2 separate regions of the Homo sapiens genome follow, and region 1 is linked to region 2. A link is a contact called in ENCODE Hi-C or POLR2A ChIA-PET data. All regions are on one chromosome and are shown on one strand. Each heading gives the region's core, a stretch centred on a gene start or an enhancer-like site at or near the end of the contact. The rest is flanking DNA. Distances are from core to core; before and after follow the strand shown.

Region 1 (5,404 bases), core at 468-2,967, 250 kb before region 2:
GTATAAGCAAAAGGTCAAAATGGCTGTATTTATATTTGTATAATTCTTGAATCCTATTAATGCCACAAGGCTTAAGTCTTATATCTCCCAATGCAACTGAGATTAAAGCTGCCTTGCTTTAACACTTGCAGCTCTCGATGGTCTCTGCTTGCTACAAGTTACATCTTATTAACATCTGAGGCCTTCTCCATTTGCTCATAGCCTGAAGATCAGAATGTCTCTTCTTCATAGCAAAGAGACATGGCCTTCCTTTTCCTTAAACTGAAGTACATAAACTCCCAAGTGGAGATGATTTTTCATGCTGCTCTTTGTCAAGTTTCTCAAAGGTAAAGATGTTTTTATTTCATGGCCTATGAGACAGTGTCTGGGAAGCATATGAAGAACAGCTTTAAAATGCAAGGACTTATAGCAGGGTAATATCATCTTCTTCTCATAGTTTATAGTTGCAAGAAGGAAGCTGGGGTCACCCCAGCTTTTGGTAGGTTGAGAAGATTGGGGCATATAATAACCATTCCTAGAATGACCTGGGTTGCCATCAACTGCAGCTCAGAGATGGTACACAGCTTCCATCGGGGTGTGGCCTCTACCAGTTGGGGGCAATCTCTTCACAAATGTGATGGTTGTAGTTCCCACTGTCCTATACTCCCTCTGATGGAAATGTTTGGCAAGAACCCTGAGCCTTTCTAGCCCCTCCTTTAACTTTTGAGCTTCCCAGACGAAGGAGTTGGAGGGATTATTTCTGGGCTGTGGTCCAGCTCTCCTCAGCGATGGGTGTTGTTTGGACGGGGATTGTGGGGTTATAGGGAAGGGAGATGAAGACATAGACCAACCAGTGATTTCTCCAGCTGTGGTACATTTCCTTGGAGATGTGTTGAATATAAAGAAAGAGAAAAAATACTCGACATTTTTTTCATCTTCTTTTATCCTATTTATAACTTCAGTTTCCTTCCCGTCCTCCGTCTCATGGCTACTGCCCACCACTGCTCCCCCTTCACGTTCATGCTCTCAGAAGGGATGAATGAACTTCTTTTCCAAGGACTACACATCTGTCAGTGCAGAGAACACTGACAGGAGGGGCCATCAAGGAATGAGCAAGCCTTTTCAGAATGTTGTTCCTATTCACGAAGGGGCAGAGGCTGAGGAGGAGGAGGAGGAGGGTGGCGGGAGTGTGGAGGGAAGGGGAAGAGAGAATCAAGCAGAGAGAAAGTATGAATGAGGGAAAGACTTATCAGGTGAGTGGGAGAGAATACTAAAGCGCCAAGGTCTGTCGGGAATCGATTGGACAAAATAGATGATAAAGCGGGTATGGTGGAAGAAAGAAGAGATGTGTGAAAATGGACAGAAAATAAAGGTGGATATTAGTAGCATGGTAGGGAATAATGGGAAAGGAAGATGAAAGATGAATGGGAAAGGGAAAAAAAGTGGGGAGCCCAGAAAAAGACAAGGCAAGAACAGGAGGGGAAGATAACATGAAAGAGAAAAATAGATGAATCTGAGGACATTAGCTATACAGCTAAAAAGGGAAGCCACATTTGCATGCAATTGCCTGTGCAGCTGTACATTTCTTCACAACAATCTTGTAGTCATCATTTTCTTTCATTTCTACCTCCTCCTACCGTCCGCCTCTTCCCCCTCCTCCCTATCAGCCTGGAGCCATTAGCGAGAGCCAATGGGGCTGAGTGCTGGTGTTCTGCATGAATGAATGGGCCCTTTCTGTCTCAGCTTCTCGTCATCCTTCTGTTAGGGAACCTTGTGAATCAATGGAGCCTCTTACACAAGACACGGCTGAAATGTCTGTTGCTGTTTATAGTCTGACTGGAGTGGAGCCACTGACCCTGCCTCCTCTCTGCTCCCTTCCTCTATTCTGTCCCTCAACCTCAGCCCTTTCTCTCCAACCACCATAACAAGAATCATTTTTACGTTTCAGTTTCTTGCTCCTGTCTCTAAGAGCTCACTGACGTTTTACCGTCATTAACTGTCATGACTGGTTCCTACCCACAGTCCTGTTGGATACACAGGGTAACGGTAGCGAGCCTCAGAGTGGTGCCTAGACCTAGCTGAAGTCAGACACTGCCTGTTTTCCAAAACCGACATCAGAGACCCAGCTGAGCACACAGGACACAAGACCTCGTCCATCCCATCAATGCCAGCGGTCCATATTTGATTTCAACTTCACCCTTATGATGCTCATGAATGGTCATAGTTCATATCAGAAAATACGATGCTTACTTAGCACTCTTCCAAAGTGTTATAGTATCAAATTATTTTTCATTTCAAGGATGGATTTGTCTGAAATCAGCCAAACTTATGGATGTGATGTTGTGAGCAAAGTACACTTTTGCAAAATACTTGCTTAGAGCTGGGAAGCAGCCTGGAGCTAGAGAACATAGGAAACACAACTTACCTTCATGAGGAGGAACCTATAGTCTTATTACCATGGTCTTTGATTGATTTGAGAAACAAGACAATACTTTTTCTTGTAGAATGCAGTTTGCTATGTCTTTGGTCACTGAACACAGTAAAACCTTCACTCAACCACATTCACAGCCTATCTGCCACTTCCCATTCTTCATGAGAAAGGACATCTATTTAGTGTAGTAGGAAAGAACCCAGACGCTGGACCCAGGTTGCTTGTGTTTGCATCAGCTCTTCCGTTATAACTGTGTGACCTTAGACAACTTAATCTTGTAACCCAGTTTCCGGATCTATACCAATGATTCTCCAAGCATGGTCCCCAGACCAGCAGCATCACTATCATCTGAGAACTTGTTAGAAATGCAAAATCTCGAGCCGTACCCCAGACTTATCGAAGCAGAAACTCCCAGGGTACATGAGAATCACTTTAGGGTTTGTTAAGACACTGGTTATGGAGTTCTACCCCCAGGGTTTCTGATTCAGTGATTCTAGGCTAAGGCTCAAAAATTTGCATTTCTAACAAGTTCTCAGGTGCTGCTGATGCTGCTGGTCTAGAGATCACACTTTGAGAACCACTAAGTTAGTATGTGTAAAGCATAAAACAGTGCCGTCACTTAGCAAGCCTGATATGAATATTTGCTATTATGACTCATTGACCCAAAGTGCATTTTGGGAGTCCAAACTGGGTTTCATTGAGTCAGAGAGTGACCCACTGATTGGTTGAACACGTTTGGTGACCAGTGCCATGCCCGGGATACTGAGAAAATACATGGAAAAGGGGAAGCCTCAGTTCTCCTTTAAAACAACTTCTATGCAAGTGTGTGTGTGGGTGTACATTTACATGCTAGAGCAAATGGTTTCCATGTGAAATATTACACTTATTTATGACATAAAGTTTGGCAGTATTAATGTGTGGCTTTGGATCTCACTAAAATCTCTAAAACAAATTTACTAACAAAATGGTGGAACTAAAGAATGTCTTTCCCAAATAAACTTTGGAAGTTCAAGTGGGAGATACGCTGAGATTCCGAGTTCATAGTCCCTCCTGGGGCTTTCTCATATGGCCTAGCGGCTGGGAGAGATCAAACCTGGGCCAGTGTTTGGAAAGGGCTATCCACAACCAGGTGGGATGTCTCAGCAGGAAGCACAGATGCCTCCAATTTGGCTTTTAAGTGTTGAGAGCGCTGAGGGAGTGCCAGAGAGACTTGTTAAATGGAGACTCACCTTGCTCTGAAATGTTTATTCTTATGGCAGGTCTGTGGTTTTACAGAATGGTGTTTCAGACTATCATCTGCTGCACCCCTCTCTTCTTTCCTCATTCAGGGTGTGCTTTTCTTTTCTAAAGGGTGTGTGTCAGGTTCTTTGTTCTTCAGAACAGAACGGTCCTGAGAGTGTGTGTGCTTTAGGGATGTTGTAACATTGGACGATTACAATATTGGACTAATGCTGTCCCTGAGAAAAGGCTGGACGGTTCTTCTTAGAGAAGACTTACAGGGAGTCCAGGCAAAGTGAATTAGAAACACAACTGGGCCACTCCAGTCTCTTTATTTTATTTTATTCTTTCAATTTTCTAGCTCAGTGAGGAACTGTCTATGCTAATGCCCAACTATTTTCTAGGACAAGACTAGGGAATTAAACTCCTGTCTTTAAATAAAGTCCAAACATTAAGGGAGATGGGGAAACATGGACCTTTTTGGATTCTGCCTGGATGGCTGTGCTGTTTGGGAGGAGCAAGCTGTAACCCTACCTGAGGTTCCAGCCTTTCACAGAAGGCCGAGGTTGGGGCCTAGCTGCCCTGACAAGCTACTCCCAGGGGAGAGTACTGAGAGAAGCCTGATGCAGGAACAGCCTTGCCATATATCCCCATCCCATCTCTGAGAGGGCCAGGGAAAGAGGAAGGAAAGCAAGGCCAGCCTAGCCCAAGCAGTCCGCTAGGGAGAGTCCACATGCCTAATATCTCCCGCACACTCGCTCTGTCAGTTTGCTCATCTGATACTGAGATTCTGCAAATGCCTGACCCTATTCTCCATAAGTGGAGGGCATGCCTCTGATCAGCTGTGGACTGAAGTTGCTCCTGCTTCCTACATGGCCTCTTTCTTTTTCCTCCCACCTCCTGCTGCCTTGGTAGCTTTTGAGCTGGTACTATTTCATATTCAGATTACAAGGTCTTTTGGTATACATTTTGAGTATAATTGAAGAGTGTTAAGTCTAAGCAGAGGGTTTGGCCTGGTGTTGTGGGAAGAGCCAGCCTATGCCTCAAGACCCCAGCAGCACATCCCGGTACAGGCCTTCGGCCTTGGCTAAGTCCACTGAGCTTCCCAACCCTCACCTTTCACAGGTGAAATACACTCTTTCCAAAGAGTTCTTGTGTCCACTGCATGAGGGTAGTATAGTTAAAAGGTCGTGGCCTATCGCAGGGGACCAATAAATAAACGCTGCTTTTCTTCTTTTTCCTTTCGCCATGGTGTGAGTGTGGATTTAGGTGAATCGAAGAAACCAGATGCCCACTCACATCTGAGTCCTGCCCACTCTTATCTTGCTCAAGGCTAATGTGCTAGCATCTGCCCACTGTGCCTCATTTCACCAGCCAAAGGAGAGGCCAGCCTGGTGAGGGCCAGAAAGAGCTGCACACCCAGGTTAGAGACCAGAGACCCCATGCTCTCAGGAGTGACCCCAACAGCCCCGAGGAAGGAGGGCTTGGAAAGGCCTTTACAAATGTAAATCACCCCTTTAGGTCCCCGGGAAGGAAGGAAACCAAGACAGACAAACCGAAGCCTCTGGGCTGGGTTCGTGGAGTGACAGTGGAAAGGCAAGCCTTCCGCCGGCCCGCCCTCGAACTCGCAGCTTCTCGAACATCCTAGGAAGTAACAGCATTGCGCTGGGACTCCCAGGGGGCTGCGGAGAGAAAAAACGTTCTCTCAACTTTTTCAAACCACAAATATTTGGTCCGAGTTGGGAAAAGGTCCCTGGGGCACCGGGTTCTTATGCG
Region 2 (6,155 bases), core at 3,033-5,532:
GAGCCCAGGACAATCCCTAAGAGTCTGACTGACAATTAATTAGATAGATAGCATCTTATACTTGGGAAAGACCTTAGAGGTCTCATCCAATCTCCCTCCTGCTATAAGAATCCTTCCCTAGCAAGCCTGACAAATCACCACCTGGTGTTGGCTCCTGAGATGGGAATTTTCATTGTCTCGAGGTACCCGTTCCACTGCTGTGAGATGTGCTCTTGTTGTTAGAATGGATTGCCTTCTTGGGATCAAATTATTTCCCCTTTTAAGCCGTCAGCCCACTTTTTTGGCCTGAAAGATTATGGTTATTTGTGCATTCACATGCTATTCTTTGAATATTTGAAGTCAGCTCTCTTGACTTCCTTAAACTATCTCTTCTCTATTCAAAATATACCCAGCTTCTCCAACTTTTTCTAAATTCATTGATTTTTAAGACTTTCTACAAATAGTTCCATTTTTGTACATTTTTTTTTTGGAGAAATGTTCATAGCTGAATAGGGTCTATTTTTCCTACTTAATCTGACCCATGTACTTTCAATACCTTTACTGGTCATTAGCTCTATACCAGTAAGGCCAAATATATGGTGGTGGGTGATAGTATCAGCTCCCTCAACTCTGCAACCCACTGGAGCTTACCAAATGAGAACTGGTTTTCTTCATGCAATTTACCTCAAAAGCCACACCATCAGCAAGAGGACCAGAACTAATTGTCAAAGTGCAAGCCACAACGAACACACAATTGTCACTTAAAACCAGTTTTTGCTTCAGTAAGCTTTTTTTTTCTATCTAGTATTTTATCTCTTAAAATAAAGAGAAAAAACAGGTAAGAAACTAGTTTACCAATAACTTTGACAAATAGCCCCTGAGGTAGAGGGAGTGACATTTGGAAAGTTGGTAAAAGCCACCAGAGTCAAAGCAACCTAAACAAAAAAAAAAAAGAAAAAAAAAAAAAAACTTGTGGCTATGCTACACTCAACCAGGCCACACCTGTTTTCAGAAACCACTGAGTGTTCTGCAGATACGCAGAGATGCCAGGTCTGACAGTCTCTAAGGCAACCAGATACCGATCATTGTCACACAGTAAGAAATAGGAAGAGACACTGGTAACAAACATTAAGCCTGGTTTTCTCATCTGCTCAACAGTGTAACGGTAGGTGGAGTCAGCTCTGCCTTGAGACTCTTCACTTGTCCAGTCTCAAACTCTAAACACCTACTGGAGTGCAGGGCATCCTGCAGCTGGATAAGTAACTGAAGATCTGAAGCCCACCTCTTAAGCGTAATCCCGCAATCGAATGTGGACTTTGAAATGGGCTTTTGAGGAGAAAAGGACAAGCTGCAGTTTCCCCCGTCTTCTAATTTCCTCATCTGCGAAATAAAACAGAGTGTTTATATGTCCAGAGAGTGGTGAGCCAGTGAACTGGGATGACACAAAGAGATAACTTATCTAATTTGGTTCCCAAACGGGTGGGTTGGATTTTAGTTAATAAGTCACCATCATAGGAAAATATAAGCAGGTCCCTGCTTTCTGAGCATTTATGTCTATTGAAGATGTACAGTATCATGCTTTCCCTTTCTGAGACATTTCCAATCTGTAATATGTCAATAAGAATAAAGCAAATGGGCATTTTGTAAGAAGTTGGCAGAGGTGCAGAATGCATTTAGGAATTGGAATGAGTGCTTGTCTACTGCTTTTCAAATCATTGCATTGGGATTACTTATGCCTGTGTTTTTCTTGCTCCCTAGACTGAGCTCCTTGACATCAGGGGCTCATTTTTGTTTATTGGTGTCGTTCCCACTCTTCCTGGTGTCATGTTTTGCACCTGTGGATAGTCAAGTAATAGTTGAATAGTTGTTCAGTTGAATCATTCTGTTGCTTTTAGGAGGTGCAGTTTGAAGACACTGCAGCTAGACTGAAATCACATAGCCCAGGAAATGGGAAAACATACCGTGAAGATGGGCTAATTAATGATTTATTGTACCTTGAAAAAATTTAAAAAAGTATAAATATTAATGAAAGTATTGGTTTTTAAAGCTTAATGATGATCAGCAGCAGAAGATAAAACTTAAATGATACAACTGGCCAGATGGCAACCATCTTTATTAAAAGGCCTGGTCAGAATAAGAATCATTACATAGAATTGAATATGGGACAGAATGTTGAGAATCAATTATAGTAGTAAATATAACCAGCTTTATAGCAACACCAAGAATTACAGTGAAGTGCAAGTACTGCGAAATAAAATTTAAAATATTGATTTTCAAGGATTTATTTTACATTTTATAGTCAAAATTTAATGCAAAACAAAAAAGAGCCTGAAAATCATACAGTCTTACAACCAAGAAAAAACTGTCTTGGTATGCTTTGTATGAATCTTTTGAGTTTGTCCTTCTCTACACGTATCACAACACATATCACACAAATATACACACATGTATTTTTGTTTTTATAAACTGGGCTAACATATTGTTGCTTTGCAAGTTGCTATTTCACTCAACAGTGCAGTATGGCCATGTTTCTATGTTATTTAACTATTCTCTATTTTTCACAGCTATATATTATTTTATTGTATTTATTTATATACATATTATGTATTAATGGACATTTAGGTTGACTCCAAGGTTTTTGTGTGCTGTTTTCTCACGTATGCTTGTTGTTAAGGCTTTTCATAATGTCTTTGGGGAAAGTTCATGGCAATTTTTTTCTGCTAGCAGTATACAGATGGGACTTTTATCTCCTTTTAATTTCAAAGGAAATGTGGCTACAGATGAAAAATGACATGACACACACCTTCCTAATAGTTTAAGAACACTTGCTCTTAAAAAAAATAAGAAAAATGTAGGGGAAGTGATCTACTCCTCAGAGCTGTCTATATTGATTAGATCTCCAAAGTTGACTAACACTACAACATTTTTTTTAAAAAACATACGATTTAGAATCAGGTTAGAATAATATTATCCTAGGATATATTTTACCTCATCAAGAGTTACATGAACTTTATCACTTAAGAGAAAGTAAGTTATCAAAAGTATGTATTTTTATTTTTTTAAAAAGAGACCACAGAAAAGCTGGGTGAAAACATCAAAATTGTGACTTCTTCTTTATAAGTGGACCCTCTAACTGGCATTTTACCTGCTGTTATCTTTCTCCAAATGCTTCCTAGAAGCATTTTGCTCAAGTTCCATACCTGGGAGGCTTCCAGCTACCATCACAAAATTGTTCTTTTCCTTCATTCCTATGAAAGCAAGAGGATGGTTCAGTGGGTACAAACACAAAATTAGTGAGGGCAAAGCTGCCTCATTTGGGTTATTTAGTTTTGAATACAAGAAAATAAAACACTTCTCCAAAGACCAAGATCATCTGTCTCTCATCCCCAACTAATCAACAGGGAAGAAAAGATGAGGCTTGGATGGTTCAAGACAACTTGTCAACACAACTAGAAAAATTACTTAGCATAGAAGCCTAACTTGCATTGGGTCAGTAGTGTCATCTTGATAGGCAAAACACAGCTGATTTCTCCACTCAACAGTTTTCCCATAGATCTTTCCACTAAAATCTTTTGAAATATGATAACCACACCATAAACTTATGGCTGGCAACCCTATTGGGACAGAAACTAAGTGCAATTCTTACTTTAAAATGTCTCCATTGGTAAAGGAAAACATTCTTGTTCTTATTCAATGAATGTTTCATTTCCTTAATTGGTGATATTAAGGTTGAAGTGAAATAACTCCAAACTCTTGTCCTTTTTTCATTCTTGGGTCCCTGAAAAGTGGTGGTGCTTATAGGTTAAGATCTGACTGTCCAGGCCTGAGTGCTGGTTCTTCTGATAACTAGCTTTGGCAAGTCTTTCACCTCTCTCTGTGCTTCAGTTTCCTCATTTGTCAAAGGTGGATAATGATGGCACTTACTACCAAAAACTGTTGTGAGGGTTAAATCGGTGAATCCATTTAAGGGGTTAGAATAGGGCCTGCCATGCACTCCCTGCACACTAAATGGTAGCTGCTATTGTCACAGTTACTCCTCATCACCGATCAGTGTTTGGACAGAGGGCCTGGTTCTGGCTTTGTGAAGAATTGTCAGGACAGATTTGGTGCTGTCTCACTACAGCACATGTGAGTGTGAGTCTAAGGAGATTTACTGAAAGCTGTAATTCTAAACCCTGAAGGGCCCTGAGGCCTTAGCAAAGACTGTGGGAAATTTGTAGAGGACACCAGAGAGTCATTGCTTTCACTTACACGATTATTGCTTCACCGGTCTTTTCCCACCCATCAGTGCAAAACAAATCCACAGCATAATAAGAAACATGCATGGAGGTTGGGTCAAGAAGGCAGAGAAGAGCAGAAATCAGCCACAGACCGGTCCTGCTGTTCAGCCTATCCTGTTAATAACCTGCGTTGCCACCCCCTCTTTCCTTCTGGGACTAAATGAGCCACAAGCATGTGAATACACAAGCACACATGATTCTCACAGCCACTTAAAGGAGTGCCTGTTTCTGACCAGGCTGAGCTGTTTCCTTGGGTCAGACAGGGTGATTTTCTTGACTGCAGGCTCTGGACTAAGCATGAGGCACACGTCTTCAGAACAGGGACTGGACCATGATGTTGCCTGGAACGTGGACACCTCCCTGCCCTTCTCTCAGTTTTCACTAGTACATTTAAGCCGGGGAATGAGGCAGAACAGTTGGTTAACCTAGTCATCTACCCACCTAGATATGTATAATTCCCTTCTCAGCCCACATGCCATGTACTACGCTAACCAGCCATTCCCCAGTGGCCATTCCAAATATATTTAAGAACATATTGTTTCTAGATTTATGGTCACTGTAGTAAATCAACTGGAAAGAATCTTATTACCTTAGAAAACACAGCTGGGAATTCACATCTCTTTCCTTAAGCATTTGTCAGGCACTGTCTCTTCTCACCTACGTCTAACTTGCACCCTGATAGTAAATGAAACAAATTAACACTCTGTTAATTTGCCAGAGTGGTCAGGGAGATGATGGGGTGCTTGCGAGAGGCCCTCACTTCCAGAAGGAAAACATGCACTAGCCCACACCCTCAAATCTAATTGAGAGTTCCCCATAGTAAGCCTGACCACCCAGGAGAGCTCCTCTTCCTGGGGCCAAATTCCAGTTTCTAATTCACAAATAAGCAGAGTCTCCTTAATCATTGCACTCAGAGAGCACAGGTCTTGGGTCTGAGCTCCAGTTCTACACCAACTAAACCCTGCACTTAGATAAATCGCCTCTTGGAGGTCATTTCAGTTTTAAATTGTGGGTGGTCATAGTACCCATCTCCTATAATGACATCATGAATGCAAATGCATATTACAGACAGGAAGTGTAAAACAAATATGAAAAGTTCTTGTTGATACTTTTCATTAGAACATATAGATGCAAAAGACTAAGGCGTAGAATGGAACACTCTTATCTATTCATAGCTAGTGCTGAAGATGATGCCAGATAATACATAAACAGGCTAGGAGCACTGGATTGCACTAAACATTGTAGTATCATCAAGTTAAAAAATGAAAGGCAAATCAGAGGAGTAACGCCTTTGTGAACAGGCAAATGTCCCTTTCCACGACACTAAAAGCTCTAACCTTCCCATTTGCCCTTTTTCAGGAGACAATCATTCTAGTTTCATGCCCTTTATCATCTTAGTTGTTCCTACTGAGTGAAAAGTCATCTGGCGAGGTTTGCAACCTAGTACATTTCCTAAGAGGCTTTGTTCATGACAAGGCTGCTTTACTAATCTCAGGAAGCTTCAAGTTTTCTCAAATTTCCAGTTGTAAGTGAAAAATGTACTGGATTGTCTCCCTTTTATATGTTAAAATAATGAGGCATTATTTCAGCACCACCCTTCCCTGTTTCTTTGTTCTAAAAATATAACTCAAGGATTCTGCCAGGTGTTAATTAATCTTCATTAGTCTCTGGAGGGCAGGCAAAGACCTAAGAATTGAGAAATTAAAGCACAAATGTTTAAACAATTAGTATAGAGACTTATCCAAGGTCACCAAATGAGTAACAGAGAAAACGCAGAATCCATGGCTTTCTGATCTTGTCCCCAAAATCCCCCAGGAGAACCATCTTGCATAAATACTTGCATGGCCAACATTTGTAAGAGCAGATGTTTTATCAAGCCAGCTGTACAGCAAGGCC

Evidence for each region. Hi-C counts contacts between places; a loop is a spot of excess contacts on that map. ChIA-PET counts read pairs that join two places held with the same protein, here RNA polymerase II (POLR2A). Pooled maps may share reads with other maps.
Region 1: a map of GM12878 shows a loop between it and region 2 (7-fold over the local background). The contact joins two enhancer-like sites. A Hi-C loop is called at or near these places in 35 of 168 maps with a recorded cell type or tissue (B cell, Caco-2, GM12878 and 19 more), 37 of 37 single-sample maps with no recorded cell type and 35 of 50 pooled maps. POLR2A ChIA-PET finds 5 or more read pairs at or near these places in 19 of 52 experiments (A673, B cell, CD4-positive, alpha-beta T cell and 15 more).

The regions. Positions count from the first base shown.
Region 1 is chr11:128,549,449-128,554,852 of GRCh38, reverse strand. All of the region lies in intron 3 of ETS1 (ETS proto-oncogene 1, transcription factor), which reads left to right. Among named protein-coding and RNA genes, the nearest start is that of ETS1-AS1, 26 kb to the right of the region's middle. RefSeq lists enhancers at 1,560-1,669, 1,680-1,939, 2,150-2,239, 2,352-2,421, 3,303-3,844 and a cis regulatory region at 1,448-1,948. Within about 2 kb of position 1,717, at least 12 of the 41 ENCODE cell types and tissues checked have a DNase peak (open chromatin) inside an H3K27ac peak, as active enhancers do; they include CD4-positive, alpha-beta T cell and GM12878, where a contact is called at or near this core.
Region 2 is chr11:128,297,563-128,303,717 of GRCh38, reverse strand. LOC124902787 (a long non-coding RNA gene) reads left to right here. Exons shown (of 2, transcript XR_007062946.1): 2 at 1-1,391. Among named protein-coding and RNA genes, the nearest start is that of LINC02098, 92 kb to the right of the region's middle. RefSeq lists a silencer at 990-1,079. Within about 2 kb of position 4,282, at least 8 of the 41 ENCODE cell types and tissues checked have a DNase peak (open chromatin) inside an H3K27ac peak, as active enhancers do; they include CD4-positive, alpha-beta T cell and GM12878, where a contact is called at or near this core.